2 separate regions of the Homo sapiens genome follow, and region 1 is linked to region 2. The links are chromatin contacts, found by Hi-C or POLR2A ChIA-PET in ENCODE. All regions are on one chromosome and are shown on one strand. Each heading gives the region's core, a stretch centred on a gene start or an enhancer-like site at or near the end of the contact. The rest is flanking DNA. Distances are from core to core; before and after follow the strand shown.

Region 1 (7,285 bases), core at 886-3,385, 280 kb after region 2:
TTCACTCCCCTTGGCCTCCCAAAGTACTGAGATTACAGGTGTGAGCCACCGCGCCCGGCCGACATCTTCACAATGAGAGAAAAATAAGCTTCCATTGAGTCTGAGCTGTCCTTTTCTGGGGTTTTCTACTGGGTCCGCTTGACTCTGAGTCTAACACTTTTCTTGCTCTTCCAGAGTTTCTTCTCTGAGGAGGTACAGTGAGGAACAGAGAGGTCTTGGTTCAGAGTAGGCCCTGGGGTTTATGATTTGACATTTTATGTAGGGTGCAGGGACCCCAAATGATTTCTATCTTCATTATTCTATTTATTTATTTTTTGGGATCAGTTTCGCTCTGTCACCCAGACTGGAGTGTAGTGGCGCCATCTTGACTCACTGCAATCTCCGCCTCCCGGGTTCAAGCGATTCTCCTGCCTCAGCCTCCTGAGTAGCTGGGACTATAGGGGCGTGCAATCACGCCCGACTAATTTTCGTATTTTTAGTAGAGATGAGGTTTCACCATGTTGGTCAGGCTGGTCTCGAACTCTTGACCTTGTGATCTGCCTGCCTTGGCCTCCCAAGGTGCTGGGATTACAGGTGTGAGCCACAGCGCCCGGCTATTTTTTAATTTTATTTTATTTTTGAGATGGAGTTTCGCTTTTCTTGCCCAGGCTAGAGTGCAGTGGCACGATCTTGGCTCACCACAGCCTCTGCCTCCCAGCTTCAAGTGATTCTCCTGCTTCAGCTTCCTGAGTAGCTGGAATTACAGGCATATGCCACCACGCCTGGCTAATTTTGTATTTTTAGTAGAGACCGGGTTTCTCCATGTTGGTCAGGCTGGTCTCGAACTCCTGACTTCAGGTGATCCGACCACCTAGGCCTCCCAAAGTGCTGGGATTACAGGCATGATCCACTGCACCCAGGCTTTATTTTTAATTTATTATATTTTTTTCAGACAGGGTGTTGCTCCGTTGTCCAGGCTGGAGTGCAGTGGCGTGCTCACAGCTCACTGCAGACTTCACCTACAGAACTCAAATGATCCTCCCACCTCAGCCTCCAGAGTAGCTGGGACTCTGCCATTGCACCTGGCCCAGAAATGATTTTTAGTAGTTAACTCCTTTTTCTTTCTTTTTTTAATTTTTGTTTTTTTGAGACAGTGTCTCACTCTCTCACCCAGGTTGTAGTCCAATGGTGTGATTGCCATTCACTGCAGCCTCAACCTCGTGGGCTCAAGTGATCCTCCCACCTCAGCCTCCCGAGTAGCTGAGACTACAGGTGCACGCCACAACCCCCAGCTAATTTTTTTTTTTTTTTTTTTTTTTTTTTTTTTTTTGTAGAGAAGGTTTCACCATGCTGCCCTGACTGGTCTTGAACTCCTGGGTTCAAGCGATCCTCCTGCCTTGACCTCTCAAAGTGGTAGGATTACAGGCTTGAGCCACTGCGCCCGCCTGCTAAACCCCTTTTCACAGGAAATTTTACTCAGAAGCTCAACAACAACAATAACAAAATCACTTCCTGAACTGAGAATGTCCAGTTGAAGTGAGTGGGGTGGGAGCCCTACCCACGTGGCCTCCCCTCCTAGGTCCCCAGTTCCCTAAGACACTCCCAGTTCCCTAAGCCTCTGGCACAGCTACGTATTTATTTATTTATTTATTATTTATTTATTTATGAGACAGAGTCTCGCTCTGTCTCCCAGACTGGAGTACAGTGGCACGATTTCAGCTCACTGCATCCTCTACCTCCCAGGTTCAAGCGATTCTCCTGCCTGAGCCTCTGAAGCAGCTGGGATTACAGGTGTGCACCACCACGCTCAGCTACTTTTTTGTATTTTTAGTACTTTTTGTATTTAGTATTTTTTTTATTTAGTAATTTAGTATATGTTGTATTTTTAGTGGTTTCACCATGTTGGCCAGGTTGGTCTCAAACTCCTGACCTCAGGTGATCTGCCCACCTCTGCCTCCCAAAGTGCTGGGATTACAGGCGTGAGCCACTGTGCCCGGCCAGGGCTACATTCTCGAAAGCACCTTCCTGCCCCCTGCCTTACCCCAGGATGGCAGGACCCAGTCTCTGGGTGTCAGAGAGAGTGACGGGAAGGCTACAGTGACTCAGCCTGGGAGCCACCAACAGCCATCACCCCTGGGCCTGAGGTCGGGCAGGGCTGCTTGTCACCCTCGGGAGTCTTTGGCTCCGGGGACTCAGGGCATAGCAGCACCTTCCCCAAGCCCTCCCCATCCCACAGGGCAGGCGTGGGAAGCAGCAGGTCCCACCTTTCCCCAGGATACTGCCTGGCAATGCCTGGGTAGCTGGAGTCTGGGTCAAACCCAGGGGAGCAGGAAGGCCCAGAGCCTCAGTCCCACTGCCAGGCCCCTCAGGCTCCTCCTTCATCAACAAAGCAAATGAAGGCAACAAACTCAGAGTGCACCTCTCCACCCTTCCCTCTGCTCCATGAGTGGCCACGCCACGCCCAGCCCTGCCCTGCCCTGCCCTGCCCCATGTCTTCCTCCCCACCGCTCTGTGACTCAGAGTTAAGAGATGAGACACTCTGAAATCACTCTAGGGTGAGGGGCTGGCATTTGTGTTGCCAACCTGATGTTCCCAGGAGGCACCCACAAACTACACCCTTGGTGGCTGAGGGTGCATCCTTCTGTTCAGCGAGTCATCAGGAAGCATGTCACAGTGGAGTGGTGCTTTCTCCATTGGTGGCAGGTGGAACACAAGCTTCTCGAAGTTTTCCACCATTGTTTCCCTAGTTGTGCAGGCCAATTGACCAGGATAATGGAGGCCTGCTGCTATCACAGAAGAACCTTGCTTTATCAAAAATCCACGTGAGGCTGGGTGTGGTGGCTCACGCCTGTAATCCTAGCACTTTGGGAGGCCAAAACAGGGAGATCACTTGAGGTCGGGAGTTCAAGACAAGCCTGGCCAACATGGTGAAACCCCGTCTCTACTAAAAATACAAAATTAGCTGGGTCTGGTGGTGCAGGCCTGTAATCCCAGCTACTTGGGAGGCTGAGGCAGGAGAATCGCTTGAACTCGGGAGGCAGAGGTTGTAGTGAGCTGAGATCACGCCACTGCACTCCAGCCTGAGCAACAAGAGCGAAACTCCGTCTCAAAAAAAAAAAAAAGAAAAAAAAAAGAGCAAAACTCTGTCTCAACAAAACAAAACAAAACAAAAAAACAAAACAAAACAAAAAACCCAAACCAAAAAACTCCATGCGAGTGTTACGCGGTACCCCTGCAACATGGGAATCCTTGTGTGATGCAAAAGTTAGGTTTTATGCATTTGCTCAATTTTGCACCTCCCACTCCAAATGGCCACGGAAGGCTGGTGCGCCGGAAGGTGTTCTGTGTCTGTCCGGTGGCTTCTCCTCAACCTAGCCTGCACTCGCCAGGCTCTCATTCTTGTAGTTCAGAAGCAAAGTTTTAGAGAGAGTATGGATTTTGCCATTGGAATTGCTGGCTTCCGGTTGTGGCTGTGTGACCTTGGGCATGTCACTCGACCTCTCTAAGCCTCCATTTCCTCTCTGCTTTTAGTCCCCACTAAGGCCAACGTGTGTATGGAAGTGGGGGTGGGGCTGGGGGTTGGGATGGCATTTTCTTCCTTGGCAGACAGGGCCCTTGAGAGCCTTAAAGAGGGGCCGGGCGCGTTGGCTCATGCCTGTAATCCCAGCACTTTGGGAAGCCAAGGCGGGCAGATCACCTGAGGTCAGGAGTTCAAGACCAGCCTGACCAACATGGTGAATCCCAGTATCTACCAAAAATACTAAAATTAGCTGGGCATGGTGGTGCATGCCTATAGTCCCAGCTACTCAAGAGGCTGAGGCAGAGGCAGGAGAATCGCTTGAACCCGGGAGGCAGAGGTTGCAGTGAGCTGAGATGGCGCTACTACACTCCAGGCTGGGTGACAGAGTGAGTCATGGTCTCAAAAAAAAAAAAAAAAAGAACCTTAAAGAGGACTGCTATGAGTTCTCCTTGCAGACGAGGAAAGTACCCCAGTTTGACCCCTCAGTCTCCGGCTCTGGCTGGGTAGGGCCATCCTGGCTTGGTACTTTTGCCCTAGCTCAGGCCACGGTGAGCCCCCCGGTGAGCAAATGCTCTTGGTCATGCCATGCAGAGGCTGGGCTGGGCGCTCTGTGGATCCCCACGCAGGATGGGTTCTGGGGTGCACAGAAGAACCTTTTTCAAACATGGTGGTAAAACGCACATCACATAACACTTACCGTTTAAACCATGCTTAAGTGTACAGTTCACGTCTTTGCCATGGTCAGGGGAAAGAAGGAGGAAGGGAGGAATGGAAAGAAAGAAAAGAAAAATAAAGAAAGAGAAAGAAAGGAAGGAAGGAAAGGGAGGGAACAAACGAATGAAAGAGAAAGAAAAAGAAAGAGAAAGAAAGGAAGAAAGAAAGAAAAAGAAAGAAAGGAAGGAAAGAGAAAGAGAAAAAGGAGGGAAAGAGGGAAAGAGAAAAAGAGGAAGGAAGGAAGGAAAAGAAAGAAGGAAGGAAAGAAGAAAGGAGGCAGGGAGGGAGGAAGGAAGGAAGGAAGGAAGGAAGGAAGGAAGGAAGGAAGGAAGGAAGGAAAAAAAAAGCGTACAGTTCAATCTAAGCCGAAACTCCATACCCATTAAACAATACCTCCCCATTCACGGCTCCTCCCAGCCCCTGGCAACCACTATTCTACTTCCTGTCTCTCTGAATTTGACTACTCTGGACACAGAATGTAAGTGGAATCCTACAGTATTTGTCTTTTTGTGACTAGCTTATTGCACTCCGCATAATGTCAGGGTTCACCTTTCATCCATGTTGCAGCATATGCAGAATTTCCTTCTTTCTGCGGTTAAAGAGCTCTCCACTGTCCGTATAGACTGTTTGCTCACCCCTTCACCCGTCCGTGGACCCGTGGGCTGCTCCCACCTTTTGGCTGTTGGGAACGCTGCTACTGTGAAAGTGGGTGTGCAAATGGAAGAACATTATTTTGATGGTGTTGAATTTGGTTTAACCCATATTAGAGCAAACATAAGGAGCACAGCAAACATCACAGATATGAGATGAATGCTTAGGGTGCGGCTGCAGTGACGAAGTGATTTCAGGTCAATCACGAAAGGGTGACAGCGGACAGGATGAGAGTCGCCAGGAGCCAGCGAGAATGACTTCGGTTTGAGAAAGTCTAAGCTGGGTCAAGCCAAGGAGGAGCCCAGGCCACTCGCCCCGCGTCTCCCTCGCCGGGATCCCCTCCTCGGACCTCCCCCTCCTGTCTCCGGGCTAGCCCTTCTGCCTGCGGCTACCACACTCCCCTGGGGCAGCTTTGGCCCCGGGTTCCAGGAAAGCATCTGATTGGCCGTGTTCTCACTAGGCCAGCCCTGATAGATCACTGGCCAGCCTATGGATAGGCTCCCCTCAGTCAGATGCCCATGCCTGGTCCAATCAGCGGTGGGAAGCCGGGAGGGTCGGGGAAGTAGCTGTGGCTGGCGGGGCTCCCAACTCCTGCAGGGACTCCTGGCGGGTCCAAGGTGAAGCCCGGCCAGTCTCAGGCTTCACAGCGCCCCCTGGTGGTCCGGGGCGGAGGCGGGGAGGAGCCCAGGCAGCCGCAGGGCGAGGCTCAGGGCAGGCGTGGAGGCTCAGATCCGTAATCTCAGCACTTTGGAAGCCAAGGGGGGAGGATCGCTTGAGATTGGGAGTTTGAGGCTAGCCTGGGCAACATAGTGAGACCCCCTATCTCTACTAAAAATTAAATTTAAAAAAAGGGGGTCAAGGTCTGAGCATGGCTGACTCCACTCTGGACTCCATACCTGAGGGTAACCAAGGGAAGGGTGTTGGGGAGCGGTCCTGCCTGGGGCTGACCCCCCAGAACCTGCCCAGCTCCCCTTCTATCTGGGGCTGGGGGAGTTGGTTAGTGCGGGGTGGGGTGCGGGGACCCAGAACCCCCCAAAGCTGCTCTTCTCTCCCGGGCAGCCTCTGCCTTCTCCCAGCCCCCCTTTCATCACTCAGGGAGCCCTGAAAGTGAGGACCTCAGGTACTGTGCGTTTCCTAACCTCGCCTCAATCCTGGGTGTCCTGTTTGGACTCTGGGGCCCTCTGCGCGGCTCTCAGCGAATCTCTCAGCACAGGGGTGCATGGGTACCCCGCCCTTTGGTTCCAGGCTCAAGTCAGTGGCACCGTGTCCCCTCCAGGCCAGAGAGAGGGGTCTGCTCCCAGCGGTTCGTGGGCGGCTGGGGCTGGCGCACACCCTCTCTGCCTTTCCCTCCCGAAGCGCCGCCGTGGGCCAGGCCCCACCCGAACGGGGAGCGTCCCTAATTGCCCTGCACTAATTGCAGCTTCACCTGCGCGGCTGGGCTGGCCTCCCCTGAGCCTGGAGCTTGTTATTGGAAATAAGCCGATTTCTCCAGTTTGGGAGAATTCAGACTTGGGGGTTGAACTACTTGTGATTTGGGGCATTTATCATTGAAAATAGGCCTCGTTCCCTCACGGAGAGTTTTCTGTAAACAACTCGGCGCCACACATCCAGGCTCGCGTATCCGGGGCCCTGGGACCACACACAGGCCCCAAGGGTTTGGGGGCTGAAACCGGGAAGGTTCAGGGCTGCCTCCAGCATTGACCGGGTCTCAGCTGAGCCACAGCCCATCTGAAGGCTTAACGCAAGCTCTGGCTCTTTTTTTCTCTTTCTTTCTTCCTTCCTTCCTTCCTTCCTTCCTTCCTTCCTTCCTTCCTCCCTCCCTCCCTCCCGTCTCTTTTTTTCTTTCTCCTTTCCTTCCTTCCTTCCTTCCAGCCACAGCCCATCTGAAGGCTTAGCCCAAGCTCTGGCTCTTTTTTTCTTTCTCCCTCCTTCCTTCCTTCCTGCCACAGCCCATCTGAAGGCTTAGCTCAAGCTCTGGCTCTTTTTTTCTTTCTCTCTTCCTTCCTCCTTCTCCCTTCCCCTCCTCTTTCCTTTCTTTTTGACAGAGTTTCACTCTTTCACCCAGGCTGGAGTGAAGTGGCTCACTGCAACCTCTGCGAACCCTTCCTTCCTTTCTTTTCTTTTCTTTTTCTTTTTTTTTGACAGAGTTTCACTCTTTCACCTATGCTGGAGGGAAGTGGCTCACTGCCTCCTGGGCTCAGGCAATTCTGCCTCAGCCTCTCGAGTAGTTGGGATTACAGGCACCCACCACCACACCCAGCTAATTTTTTGGTACTTTTTAGTAGAGACGGGGTTTCACCATGTTGTCCAGGCTGGTCTCAAACTCCTGACCTCACGTGATCCACCAGCTTCAGCCTCCCAAAGTGCTAGGATTACAGGCGTGAATCACAACGCCTGGCCCTTTTTTTCTGTTTTTGAGAT
Region 2 (7,697 bases), core at 561-3,060:
AGGCGCGGTGGCTCACGCCTGTAATCTCAGCACTTTGGGAGGCTGAAGCAGGCAGATCACCTGAGGTGAGGAGTTTCAGACCAGCCTGGCCAACTGGTGAAACCCCGTCTCTACTAAAAATACAAAAATTAGCCGGGTGCGGCCAGGCACAGTGGCTCATGCCTGTAATCCCAGCACTTTGAGAGGCCAAGGCAGGCAGATCACGAGGTCAGGAGATTAAGACCATCCTGGCTAACACAGTGAAACCCAGTCTTTACTAAAAATACAAAAAATTAGCCGCGTGTAGTGGCACGCACCTGTAGTCCCAGCTACTTGGGAGGCTGAGGCAGGAGAATCTCTCGAACCTGGGAGGCAGAAGCTGCAGTAAGCAGGGATCGCGCCACTGCACTCCAGCCTGGGTGACAGAGCGAGACGCCATCTCAAAATAAATAAATAAATAAATATTAGCTGGGTGTGATGGCGCGCACCTGTAATCCCAGCTGCTCGGGAGGCTGAGGCAGGAGAATCACTTGAACCCAAGAGGTGGAGGCTGCAGTGAGCTGAGATCGTGCCACTGCACTGCAGCCTGGGCAACAGCGTAAGACTGTCTTAAAAAAAAAAAAAGTCAATCTATCACCATGCTCAAGACAATCAAATTAAAACTACAACTAAAATTTTTCTAGAAACAGCCATTGGTCATTCGACTCAGAGGACATATTTTCCCCAAATACTGAAAATGTGCCTTTAATATTTACATTATGTCCTGTAAAATGCGTCTATAGCTAGGGTCCACCTTCTAGACCAATTTGGAAGTTTTTCTGTTCCAACAAATCCTCTTAAATAACTTCTCAGACATTTCCTTCCCTTGGAGGCTGCCTTGGAAGCCCTCTAGCACCTGACTAGTATGGTTCTTCTTTTCTTTTTTTTTTTTTTTGAGATGGAGTCTCGCTCTGTTGCCCAGGCTGGAGTGCAGTGGCACAATCTCGGCTCACTTCAACCTCTGCCTCCTGGGTTCAAGCAATTCTCCTGCCTCAGCCTCCTGAGTAGCTAAGATTACAGGCATGTGCCACCACACCCGGCTAATTTTTGTATTTGTAGTAAAGGTGGGGTTTCACCATCTTGGCCAGGCTAGTCTCAAACTCCTGACCTCAGGTGATTCGCCTGTCTCAGCCTCCCAAAGTGCTGGGATTACAGGTGTGAGCCACCGCACCTGGCCTAGTGTGTTCTTCTTTCACATCCATCTCCATTGCGAAACTTAGGAATGCTCCAGTATCAGCCTGTGGCAAACCAGGGACGTGGCCAAAGTGACTCTCTGTGCCCTCCCCTCCCACTTCCTGTCCATCCAAAACAACCGCCAAATAAATGCACAGTTATAAACACCTGGACCATGCATTCCATCCATGCATTCCTTCACCTCTAACAAAATAAAATTTCATTTCTTTCAGACGTGTCTTAAGGACTAGTGGAGCATAGAGGTATGCTGCCTCAACTTCCTTCCAGTACTGATTTGCATGTTGGAGTAATTATGCCAAGGCCATGGTGCTAGTTTTCCATTTCCTTTTTCGTAAAAAGGCCAACTAACTCACCATGCTCTACTTCAAAAGCTTACTAACAACATCACTATGCGCCTACCTTTCTGTGTGCCATAAAAACAGGGTGGAACATTTGCCAGCTGTAGGGATAAGAGAGCTCCCCTGGAGCTGTGGTCGCTGCCCTCATGCCTCACCACTAATGGCTTAGTTCTTTTAATACTCTGAAAGGTGAGGAAAAAATAACTGACAGAAAAATCCCCTACACAAAAACCCCAACTCTGCGGGAAGGAGGGCAGGTCCCTGTGAATCATCCACCCATCCTCCAAGTGAAAGGCAGCACAGGTGAGTGAGTTATCATCTAAAGATGGCCAAAGCAAGAGGACTGCTTGAGGCCAGGAGACCAAGACCGGCCTGGGCAGCATAGCAAGACCCCATCTCCACAAGAAAATAAACATGGCTAGTAGAAAGGGACACAGCCCTGTGGGGATGGCTGAGGAGGAAACTGTAGGACACAGGCAACAGGACTCCAGGTGCAGGCATGGAGAGACTGAGGCCCCAGGCCCCTGGAGAAAGGAGGACAAGGCAGCAGGCAGGACAGGCAGTGTCCAGGGGGAACAATGATGGCCTCCTGGGCAGGCAGGCTCCTGGGGCTGAAGCTGGGGCAGCAGGGAGACGCAAGACCTTATCAGGAGGAATGCAGGGTGCACTGAATGCAGTCAGAGGCCGTAAAGGGTTTTCAGGGAAGGGCAGGAGGCCACCTATGTTTAGATCTCTCTGACAGCAGCATGGAGAAAGGCCTGGAGAAAACTGGGGTGAAGTGGATAGACAAGTTGGGGCCACCGGCATCAGCAGAAGGCTTGCCTGGGCTGGGGACCAGGGACGTGGGAAAACAGGGTGCAGAAGTGAGCACCAACGACAGATTGTGAGAGAAGAGGGACCAAGAAATGCTCCCCAGTCTTCTAGCATCTGGATGGGGGTAGGGAGGAATCAAGAGCTTCACTAGAGACAGGTTAGGTGTCATTCAAGCAATAACACCCAGTGGCCCCAGTCATGCCCCATTCACTCACTCTCAAGGTTTGTGGACAAAACGCCTCCTTGTCCTGCAGGTCCGGGACAATGAGCCCCTCTGAGACCAGCTGTATGAAGCACTCCACTCTTGACCTCCCCCCAGCCCTGCCAGGCCCCCTCTATTCTTCTGGAATCAGCACATGGACTTCCCTGTCTTCAAGGTCTGCCTTAGAACACAGGCCTCATGACTACAGGGAGCTGCCCATATCATTTCCTGCCATGCCCTGGTACACAGGAGGGTGCCCGGCACATACCAAGGACTCAATAGCTGTTAAATAAATATGCAGGTCCGAAGCTGAAGCTCAAGGGGCAGCTTGGACTAAAGACATAAGTTTGGGGAACTTGGGAACCACAGCTGGAAAATTATTTTATTTTTCTAATGGTATCTACTCAAAAATTCCCATTCTGCTAACCAAAGTTTTGATGTAAATTATGGCATGTTGGGAAGGGTTTATCCAGACTGGCTTGATGGACTTCTGGGCACTCTAGCCTCCAAGTGCCCTCTGCTGTTTAATGACTAAAGAGACTGAATTTCTGTAGAAAGTACCTCACCTTATGAAAACATAAAATCTTAACAGTCATACATTCACTAGAAATCAAGAAGAGTATGGTGAATGAACAATTTCCAAGCCACGGTTTCTCAACCTTGGCGCAACTAACATTTTGAACCCGAAAACTCTTTGCTGTAGGGATATGCTGAGCACTGCAGGGTGTTCACAGCATCCCTCGTTCTACTTACCAATGCCAGTGGCATCCCCCACCCCACTTCTGAAGGTTTCCAGACACTGCAAAATGCCCCCTAGGGTACGAAACTGCACCCCACCCCCACCCCACCAACTCCATCTCTGGATGAGAACCACTGTCCCAGACCCAGTGGTCTTTCCATGTAACTACAACCAAGGAAACAGGAATCAAATTTAGTTAAGTTTGAAATGTTCACTTAAAAACAACTAGTCCAAATGACATCCTCTAGTGAAACTAAAAGTAAAACAGGTATGTACTCACACAAACCATCCCAGTGAGGTTTTGAACCATGACATCAAAACATGCTGACATTTCCTTTGAAGAGTCTGGGTCTAAATTGGACAATCTTCGGAAGGACTGCCTCACGCTCTAGCTGAGGGAATGCATGACTAACCTCTTCATTTCAACAGGACACAGGAAAACGTAGCCAGGTAGAGCATTCTTTCCCTATGTAAAACTGCATGGAATCACCGAGCTGGCTGCAGGCAGGGGCTCCCTGGTGCCTCACTGCTCACCAGCAGGGAGGAGAACCCAACAGTAGTCTTGGGCAGCGATGACTCAGCCACAGCAGAAGCCACAGAGGGCTTGGAGTCCAGCGGTGAGTCTCTACGCAAGGGGGCTCCCAGCATCCTGCAATCCACTCACCGAGGGCAGTGAGGGTCTCATCTGGATATCTTCTTCCACTTGTCACTGTCTTTATGCACATCGCTCTCCACAGAAAAGTGAGTAATTCTTACACACTTTAAATCACTTGGGACATTTTTAGTATCAGATTCCCACATCAGTTTACCACAGAGTTTTTGAGGTTTTACCTTTTTCCTTCCCATCTAAGAAGAGCACACACTAGAAAAGAAGCATCCAGTGAATCTCCTGGCCTCCAAACTCCCCCATGATGGGAGTGGTGATGGGGTGTCCAGAGTAAAATGTCTGATAATGAGACCAAAACTAGTTGCTAATTATCTAAATTATCTAAACCAAAGGGTACCAAATATGCATGGAGAACAAATACTCCCTTAAGCACCAAAAGGAAAGAAAACTGAAGGCAAGTAATTAAGGCATTAAAGATGTGTCAATCACAATACAAATTCTTCTACGTCCAGGGAAGGTCAAAATCTTTCCTTGTGTTCCTCAAAATATGGTGGTATAGACAAGAACCACTGGCATTTTTTCTGTCCTGGAGGATCAATTTTGGTGCACAGAAAGATTTTTAGAAGTTTGTAATATTAGAACATATATATTACATATCATACAGCAGAACTCAAAATTCATATGAATTTTAGAAAAAAAGGACCACAAAAACCAGGTATCAAGAACAGGGTTAGGTGTGATGTCTCATGCCTGTAGTCCCAGCACTTTGGGATGCTGGGGCAGGATGATTACTTGAGGCCAGGAGTTCAAGACCAGCCTGGGCGATATAGCAAAACCCTGTCGCTACAAAAAATACAAAAATTATCCAGTGTGGTGGCTTGCACCTGTAGTTCCAGCTACTTGGGAGGCTGAGGTGGGAGGATCACTTGAGCCCAGGAGGTTGATGCTCCTGTGAGCTGAGATCATGCCATTACATTCCAGCCTGGGCAACAGAGTGAGACCCTGACTCAAAAAATAAAAAAAGAAAAGGCTGCTTTAGGATATTGCGTTCTTGGCCCTCTGAAAGGGTACAAGTCACACATCCACTGTCCTCTGTTGCTACGGCGGCCTCACAGTGGAAAGCTAGGGACATACTGATAATTTTCATCTGCTGTGCACCAAAAACGGCCCAATTATTTTCCTAGCCAAGGTCAGTCATGGAGCAAGGGAATCTGAAGAACGCTCCAGAGAACTGAAGATTGTAAGTCTCTACAGAGAAAAGGGAGTCTGCGTAGACACACACAAGTCAATCATATGACTCCTCTGAAGTTTTTTTTGTTTTTTTTTTTAAACAGTCTCACTCTGTCACTGAGGCTAGAATGCAGTGGCCCAATCATGGCTCACTGCAGTATGGACCTCCTGGGCTCAAAGAACCCTCACATCTCAGCCTGGAAGGATCCCTCTCGCCCCGCCTCCTGAGTAGCTGGGACCACAGGCGCACACTAACATGCCCAGCTAATTCTCTCTCAGACAGGGTATCAAACTCCTGGGCTCAAGCGACCCTCCGGCCTGAGCCTCTCAAAGTGCTGGGATTACAGGCGCCAGCCACTATATCCAGCCCAACTTTTTTAAGTCAATTTCATAGGGTCACCTCCTCAAAGCCAAGAATTATATATTTGCATGTTTTTATGGTACATGCAGCAGTCATCAGATGCTTGCAAGTGAAGGACAGATGGGCTGAGAGAAATCAGAAACCGTACAGAATTCTGTAAGCGAGCAGAGCCGGCCACCAGCTCCAGCTCTAAGCCCAGCCCCAACAAGATATTCCACTTCTGGCTGGGTGCAGGGTGCACACCCAGCTACTCAGGAGGCTGAAGCAGGAGGATCAGTTGAGCCCAGGAGCTTGAGTCCAGCCAAAGCAACAGAGCGAGACCCTGTCTCTTAAAAAAAAAAAAAAAATTATACTTCTGGCCAACTTAACCTCCATTATAGTCCTAGATAACTAAAACTGCTAAATTTTACTGAGCTTACCTATGCTAAATGCTTTCCATCTCACACTCCAGGGGGTAAGTACCATTATCCTTATTTCTAGGTAAAAGAACTGAGACACACGGAAGGTAACTGCCCAAGACCCAGGGTCACTCAGACCAGGCAGCCTGCCACCAGCACTCACGCCCTTAGCCACCACCCCACCTCACGCTGCCTCCTTATGTGCACCATCTGGGTGAAAAGAAAAACAAGAAGCTGAGGGCTGACATTCCAAGACTGTAACTCTAAGGAACACAAGTCCTTCATAACCAGCAAGGATCCCACTCCCTCTATAAAAAGCCTGCCAGGAGGCCAAGCCAGGAGCGTAAGCCACTGATAGGGCTGTGTCTCTACCCAAATCTCATTTTGAATTGTAGTTCCCATAATCTCCATGTGTCATGGGAGGGACCTGGGGGGAGGTAATTGAATCATGGGGGCAGTTTCCACCATCCTGTTCTTGTGACAGTGAGTTCTCACGAGATCTGATGGTTTTACAAGGGGCTTTTCCCCCTTTGCTCTGCACTTCTCCTTGCTGCCACCATGTGAAGGATGTGTTTGCTTCCCCTTCCACCATGATTGTAAGTTTCCTGAGGCCTCCCCAGCCATGCTGAACTGTGAGTCAATTAAACCTCTTTTCTTTATATTAATAAATTACTCAGTCTCGAGTATTTCTTTTTTTTGAGACAGAGTCTTGCTCGGTTGCCCAGGCTAGAGTGCAGTGGCACGATCTCGGCTCACTGAAACTTCCGCCTCCCAAGTTCAAGCAATTCTCCTGCCTCAGCCTCCTGAGTAGCTGGGATTACAGGCGCCCGCCACACACCCGGCTAATTTTTTTGTATTTTTAGTAGAGATGGAGTTTCACCATCTTGGCCAGGCTGGTCTTGAACTCCTGACCTCATGATCCTCCCACCTCGACCTCCCAAAGTGCTGGGATTACAGGCGTGAGCCACCGCGCCCAGCCTCAGGTATTTTTTCATAGCAGCGTGAAATTGGACTAATACAGCCACCTTCTAACACAACTTCTGCTCTTGGCTTGAAATGTCTTTAAACAGTTGGCTGGGCGTGGTGGCTCACGCCTGTAATCCCAGCACTTTGGGAGGCCGAGGCGGGCAGATCACGAGGTCAGGAGATTGAGACCATCCTGGCTAACATAGTGAAACCCCATCTCTACTAAAAATACAAAAAATTAGCCAGGCATGGTGGCGGGCGCCTGCAGTCCCAACTACTCGGGAGGCTGAGGCAGGAGAATGGCGTGAACCCGGGAGGCGGAGGTTGCAGTGAGCCAAGATTGCGCCACTGCACTCCAGCCTGGGCGACAGAGAGAGACTCCATCTCAAAAAAAAAAAAAAAAAATGAGTCCAGGTGCAATGGCTCATGCCTGCAATCCCAGCACTTTGGGAGGCCAAGGTGGGACGACCACTAGGAGTTCAAGACCAGAATGGGCAACATAGTGAGACTCCGTCTCAAAAAAAAAAAATTTTTTTTTTTTTTTGAGATGGAGTCTCGCTCTGTCGCCCAGGCTGGAGTGCAGTGGCATGATCTCGGCTCACTGCAAGCTCCGCCTCCCGGGTTCACGCCATTCTCCTGCCTCAGCCTCCTGAGTAGCTGGGACTACAGGCGCCCGCCACCACGCCCGGCTAATTTTTTGTATTTTTAGTAGACGGGGTTTCACTGTGTTAGCCAGGATGGTCTCCATCTCCTGACCTTGTGATCTGCCCGCCTCGGCCTCCCAAAGCGCTGGGATTACAGATGTGAGCCACTGCAGCAGACCAAAAAAAA

What was found. Hi-C counts contacts between places; a loop is a spot of excess contacts on that map. ChIA-PET counts read pairs that join two places held with the same protein, here RNA polymerase II (POLR2A). Pooled maps may share reads with other maps.
Region 1: a pooled map shows a loop between it and region 2 (3-fold over the local background). The contact joins two enhancer-like sites. A Hi-C loop is called at or near these places in 3 of 37 single-sample maps with no recorded cell type and 7 of 50 pooled maps. POLR2A ChIA-PET finds 5 or more read pairs at or near these places in 1 of 52 experiments (B cell).

The regions. Positions count from the first base shown.
Region 1 is chr14:102,522,886-102,530,170 of GRCh38, reverse strand. It overlaps LOC105370680 (a long non-coding RNA gene), which reads right to left. Exons shown (of 4, transcript XR_944239.2): 2 at 4,763-4,910. Among named protein-coding and RNA genes, the nearest start is that of MIR4309, 13 kb to the left of the region's middle. RefSeq lists an enhancer at 932-1,433 and a silencer at 5,329-5,628. Within about 2 kb of position 2,135, at least 3 of the 41 ENCODE cell types and tissues checked have a DNase peak (open chromatin) inside an H3K27ac peak, as active enhancers do.
Region 2 is chr14:102,801,729-102,809,425 of GRCh38, reverse strand. All of the region lies in intron 1 of TRAF3 (TNF receptor associated factor 3), which reads right to left. Among named protein-coding and RNA genes, the nearest start is that of TRAF3, 28 kb to the right of the region's middle. RefSeq lists an enhancer at 3,636-3,725. Within about 2 kb of position 1,810, at least 7 of the 41 ENCODE cell types and tissues checked have a DNase peak (open chromatin) inside an H3K27ac peak, as active enhancers do.